Linked DNA regions of Homo sapiens: region 1 is linked to region 2. A link is a contact called in ENCODE Hi-C or POLR2A ChIA-PET data. All regions are on one chromosome and are shown on one strand. The core of a region is the stretch at or near the end of the contact, and the rest is flanking DNA. Distances in the headings are between cores, read along the strand shown.

Evidence for each region. Hi-C counts contacts between places; a loop is a spot of excess contacts on that map. ChIA-PET counts read pairs that join two places held with the same protein, here RNA polymerase II (POLR2A). Pooled maps may share reads with other maps.
Region 1: a pooled map shows a loop between it and region 2 (3-fold over the local background). The contact joins the promoter of POLR1F here to the enhancer-like site in region 2. A Hi-C loop is called at or near these places in 1 of 168 maps with a recorded cell type or tissue (sciatic nerve) and 1 of 50 pooled maps. POLR2A ChIA-PET finds 5 or more read pairs at or near these places in 1 of 52 experiments (Panc1).

What each region holds. Positions count from the first base shown.
Region 1 is chr7:19,707,685-19,710,766 of GRCh38, forward strand. POLR1F (RNA polymerase I subunit F) reads right to left here and starts at 1,353. Exons shown (of 4, transcript NM_001002926.2): 1 at 1,079-1,353. The coding sequence starts at 1,332. RefSeq lists enhancers at 477-1,081, 1,046-1,115, 1,082-1,684, 1,226-1,505.
Region 2 is chr7:18,588,941-18,592,087 of GRCh38, forward strand. It overlaps HDAC9 (histone deacetylase 9), which reads left to right. Exons shown (of 26, transcript NM_178425.4): 4 at 1,396-1,546; 5 at 2,576-2,702. Among named protein-coding and RNA genes, the nearest start is that of HDAC9, 95 kb to the left of the region's middle. Within about 2 kb of position 1,416, at least 2 of the 41 ENCODE cell types and tissues checked have a DNase peak (open chromatin) inside an H3K27ac peak, as active enhancers do.

The sequences.
Region 1 (3,082 bases), core at 103-2,602, 1.1 Mb after region 2:
TCTGTCAAATTTTAACACTTTACTATTTATTGGCTTGTATTTGTATCTCTCCTACAGCTTAAAGCTCCTTGAAACAGAGATTTTATTTTTTGTTTTTGTATCTCAAGTGTTCGGTATGTAATATAAACATACAAGAAGTGTATATTGGTGCTTGGAAGAATCTGCAGATTCTAGACATGGGTGGAGGTCCAGGATCCCTTAAGAAACTGATAAAAACTTCCGATGCAGTGCCCAAGGAACTTCACATAGGAATTCCTGAAGGGCAATCATGAATCCCTAGAGAATCCATTCCCTCTAGTTTTAGAACCCCGCTTTTAAACCAAAGTATAGTCCAGAGGAATACTCAAGCACATGCCCGCGCCCCCCGCCCCACACCTCTGTAATTCTAAGTTTTCAAGTCACTTTTGAATACCGTAATATAAATGCATACGTTTTGGTTTTTTCTCTCCCCAAAGCAACAGGCTCACTAGTTCGACTGAATAAATCTTCTTAAAAACAACAAAATCCCGCTAAACTAATGGCATTTTCATAATCCCCAGATCAGGTCCAAGAGAAGAGAAAATGGGGAAATTACCAGAGCGAAATCCAACAACAAAAAAGGTCCTTCATGTTTTACAAATAGAACGGTTGTACTAATGCTTCGTATGCTATCTTCTATGGAATGAGAATCTACTCAAGCACTGCAAACCAGATTTTTATCGTCAAATGAGAAAGCATCATCCGTAAGGGGATAAATGAAACGTTGAATGCCAAACAGAACTGGGCCTACTAGGTCTCCAGATCCCTGGTCTTTTCCTACCCCTACACCAGGGTTCTGGAGCAAGAATCTCCACTCCCTCCGCCCACACCTGAACTTCATCTTTAAGTTTTCTTCTCTATCTATGAAAGGGACCCTGTATAGATCTTTACCAGAGCGGTACTGGCCTTGAGGGACGGATCGCGACTCTAGAAATCCAGGGGGCTAAGCTCTGGGGGGCAATGCGACCTTTGCCATTTGCCCCTTTCTGCTGCGTCGTCAGCACATCCACCTGCTTTACTTCCCGTGCACAAAAGAAGGAACAGGCAAAGAGATCGGTACCTCTCAGAATAGCGAAGGAGCTCCGCATCAAGCTGTTCTCGAATGCCGGTGCGTTTCCTGTTAAGGTAGCGGGGCGACAGCGCGATGTGCCTTTGGTGCGGCCCGGCCACCAGGCATGAGTAGCGACTGTTCACCAGCGCACAAGCAGCGGCATAAGTCGGCAACTCTAGGCAAGGCAGGACGCCAGCCTGCCCTACCAGAGACCCATCAGAAGCCGCCGCTGGCCGCGGCGCCTCTGAGCAACCTGCAGCCATGCTGCTTGTCAAGGTTCCCACGGCGCGCGCCGTTGACGCAAGCACAATCCCATGTCCCCGGCGCTCGTTTTACGCCATCCACCAACGACCACGCCCCTAGGAATTTCCCCTCTTTTCGCTGCATTACGCAGCCCTGACCAGCAGGGGGAACCGCGTTTTCGCGCTTCGAGAACGGGAGCTTAGAGCCTCGGAAATGCATTGAGCACGCAGGAAAGCCAACCGACTGCTCTTTTAAGGGCAGGCAAATGTGTGTTTTCGCACAGAGGCTTATTGGATTAAGTAGGTAGCTTAAAAATGGGGGTTCTCACTTTGATCATTTCCAGTAGTGAGGTGGGTTTGGTAGAATTTTACAGGCTTGGACTGTACAATAAAAAATCAAAATATTTATGGAGTATATTTTATGCAGTACACGGAATCCTAAGCAGGCCTGATAATTGTAATGCAACGCATCTGAAAACGAACCCACTAGTTCTCTCCTGTCCCGCTTCTCTTCTCATTATGCAACTGCTAAATCAGGGAATCATACAGCCAAGCTGTCAGCCTCGGATCCTCTTTTGTATCCCCAAGTATCAAATCAGCCTGAAGACCTGTATTGCCCAAAGTGGAAATATCATTCTATTTGGACACTATTCTCTTTCCCTGCCGCCAAAACCGCAGGACTCCCTGCCTGTGGAAGCCTAGCTCAATGGTCAGGAGGACACTCTGGGGCAGCCAGATCTTCCCTGAAATACATATGATCGTGTTGTGCCCTGTTTAAGCCCTACATAGGCACCCCATTTTCTCTAGGACAACACAAACTCATGAAAATGGCTTATAAGTTACAAGGCCATTTTGTGATCTGCGTGGGCACACAGCCTCTCTCTTCAGCTTCATTTGTCACACTCCCCACCCTAATATTATCATGCTGCTTGATCTACTTTCAGGTCTCTCTTTGTGCAGTCTCACGCTGTTCCTTCCACCAGGGAATATAATAGCATTTTTCACAAGGGTAAATTCTACTCATGTATGAATTTCTAGCTTAGATTTTACATTCTATACCTTTGCAAAGAGTTTTCAAGCACCCCACTCCTCTTTCTCTATAAGGATTAGGTAGTTACCCATCTATGTTGGTTTTTATGTTAATTTTTTATTAACTGTCTTTGCTTGCCTGTTCCATCAATAGATTCCTACACTCACTAAAGTGGGGACCATAATATCTGTATTGTTCACTACAGTAGCCCCCCACAATTTATCCCTCCTCCAAAGAAACGAAACCAAGAAAAACCCAACCAATACATCTTGAATGAATAACCTGATAGTGAGTTAATAAATAATAAGTGATAAAGAGCTCACAGCCTAAGTGGAAGTGGGATCTAAACATAAACATATAACAGGTTATGCTGGATAAGTGCCAAGAGAAATGTATAGCAGTGATGTGAGTATTAACATACTCCCTCATCTCCTAAATACTGCAAAAAGCCTCTTAGCCTCTCTAAACCTGATTTCTGACTTGTAAAATACGAAAAATAATACTTGCCCTGCTACCTTAGAGAGATGATAGGAGGGTCAAACAAGATAAATAAAAGGCATTTTCTTTAATATTCCTTAAATAACTGCAAACTCAGCATGAGATGATAGTGGGATGAGACTGCCCCCAAAACCTAATAGTAGACACTTTTAAGTCCATAAATGGGAAACATAATGGCTTTTACCTTCATTTTGTTGCAAAGTCCTGTGATACCCCTGTGCAGGACCCTTTTGTTCAATGTGC
Region 2 (3,147 bases), core at 166-2,665:
GATGCCCAACCTATAATAATAATAATTAAAATCAGTAGGGTTCAAACTTAAAAACTAAATTTTATGTACGTTATGAATATGCGGCTGAAGAGAGATATTCTCTCTCTTACATATGAGGAAGTATGGCTCCGAGTAGTTTAGTAACTTGTCCGGATTTCATATCTACTAATGTCAGAACCTAAGGAGAACTCAAGGTCTTTAGTTACTCCTCAGTGTGCACATTTACTATAGTTCATAGATATATATTTCTCAGTCTGAGTGGAAATAGACATCTCAAGATGGCTATTAAAAAAGAATGCTTCAGGCTGGGCAAGGTGGCTCACACCCGTAATCCCGGCAGTTAGAGAGGCCAAGGTTGGAGCATCACTTGAGGCCAGGAGTTTGAGACTAGCCTGGGGAACATGGCAAGACTTTGTCTCCACTAAAAATGATAATTTTAAAAAATTAGCCAGGAGTGGTTGTATATGCCTGTAATCCTAGCAACTTAAGAGGCTAAGGTGGGAGTATCGCTTGAGCCCAGGAGATTGAGGCTGCAGTGAGCTATAATGGTGCCACTGCAATCCAGCCTGGGCAACAGAGTGAGACCCTGTCTCAAGAATAAAAATAAAAATAAAAAAGAGTGCAAGAATGCATCATATTCATGTCATTCATTGTTTGAGAGTGAATTCAAGGGATTCAGAAAGCTAAACAATAGTGCATTAAAATGAAGTTTTGTGGAAGTGGTTTCTTCTTGACCAGTGTCTTTAATCTAAAAGCTTTTATGTGCTGAATGAAAGAATAAAGCTTCTGCTATTTTGATATTTTGAGAGACTATATGTATATAATATATTCTACATATTATGAATATATACATTGCATTAGTCTATTGAGAACTTGCTCTGTAAGATTTTGAAATTTTTAGCATTTGTTTACTTCAGGTAAACTTCCCCCAAATTAATTTAATATCTCACCATTCTGTATTTGCGTTGATTATTTTTACACCATTTTTTAGGCTAAGAATGGAAGATTTCAGTTGTTCATTTATAATGTGAGGGACTTTGTAAAATAGGCTTCTGGGCAGTCCCTACCTTTTCCTGTTTGTATGTTCAAAGAAAAGTCATTAAGGGAACTAAAGATTTAATTAAAGGAAATGGGAAGACCTGAGTGAATTTAACAGTTAGTTTTGATAGGGATGCACAGATAATGGAGCTACCTAAAACTTGCCTGTTGATGACGTTAAGACCTTCACTGCATTAGTTGCTTGTCCTTAGATTTCAATGATTTACAGAAAAAGTGGGTACAAATATGAACTAAATACAAACAAGTTCCAAAAGCTCATAACATTTCAGTTTTGGTCAGTGATGACTATGAAGCCTAAAGAAATTGCACACTCTCATGTCTTTCTCTTCTCGCAAGTTGCAACAGGAACTTCTAGCCATAAAACAGCAACAAGAACTCCTAGAAAAGGAGCAGAAACTGGAGCAGCAGAGGCAAGAACAGGAAGTAGAGAGGCATCGCAGAGAACAGCAGCTTCCTCCTCTCAGAGGCAAAGATAGAGGACGAGAAAGTAAGAGGCACCAGGGTAAACGATGGACTCTCTTTCCTCATCGTTAGCTGATCATTATTCAGAACAAAGCCTGATAAAGAGTGCGGTTAGACTCGTCAAAATTATCTGTGTTTAATTAAAAGCATAGATTACAGACCCAACTGTAAAGTTTTGACATTTACATACCAGCTCACATCATTGAGTCTGCAGAGCGTCTCAAGAAGCAAACGTAACATTATCTGGCAAAGGTGCTGATTTCTGTTGTTTTGAACCTTAAAAATAATGTAATTCTAAAGCAGTCTAATATATGCCATCTTGTTTAATAATCAGCTTGTATCCACATCTCCTGACTATGCCTTCCTTACTCCTGGCCAAGTAATAATTGCTCTCTAAGTAAAGCCTTGCCTCCATTTAGTTTTGGCATACTCAAACTTTGAGAAGATTTAAGACATAACACATGCAAAAGAACTATCCACAAGAGGGAGACAGATCCAAATAATTCCCCTGTATTAGGTCAGTTCAAAATCAGGTCGTAGCAAAGTTTAAAATTTGATGACTTGAACTGGAATTGTCAGCAATATTTATTTGTTTAATGCTCAAAGGGTTTTTTTAAAAACTAAGGTTTTCAAACTAGCAACTCAGAAAAGATTATTTTAATGTGTTTAAGGGATTTAATATGGATCTAATCCCTCAAGATAACTTGATTATTAAAATACAGTGTTTTGTTCCTCTGCAGTATTTTTTAAACTTAAAAAAGTTGATTTTGGGAATTCCCTCTTTGCAAAAGTAATTAAAGAAATAGCTGAAAGTCTTTTGAAAATTTGCAATTTAAGTAGTATTTATAAAGCATTACTGTACTATTTTCTAAAGCATATTTGGACTGTGGTTTCTTCTTTTAATAGGAAAACTTTATGTGCTGTGACCAGCGATTTTACTTCTTAATCTTTGTCAAATATTCTAGAGGCATGAGAGGACAAAACTCACCATCAACATCTGTTTCTGTGTGTGTATGTGTGTGTGTGTGTGTGTGTGTGTGTGTGTGTATTTCAGGGGCAGTGGCAAGTACAGAAGTAAAGCAGAAGCTTCAAGAGTTCCTACTGAGTAAATCAGCAACGAAAGACACTCCAACTAATGGAAAAAATCATTCCGTGAGCCGCCATCCCAAGCTCTGGTACACGTATGTTCAGTGTTTGGCTGTTTTCATTCCTGGGGTAAAGAACACAGGTTCTGTATTTAGCCGACCTGGGTACACATCCTTAGCCTGCCATTTCTCAGCTGTCTGGCTGTGGGCAAGTTCCTTCAGTTCTCTAAGGATCAGTTTCCTTCTCCATAAAAAGAGGAAAATAATAGTGCATGCCCTCTAGGGTTGCTGGCACGGTCCTATAAAATAACATGGTAAGGTACATAACAGAGAGAAGTGCTAAATAAATGGTAGCATTTATCAACTTGAGGGCAAGGAAGTATATATGTTCTTTGATGAATGAATAACTGACAAATGTGAGGTGGGCAAAGAAATTTGTATTTTGCATTTTTCCATTCTCAACTGGTGCATTTGGTATCTATATAGTAATTTCAAAAGGTTTAGCAGATTGTGATTTTATTACACTTGACTTGGTGTAAGA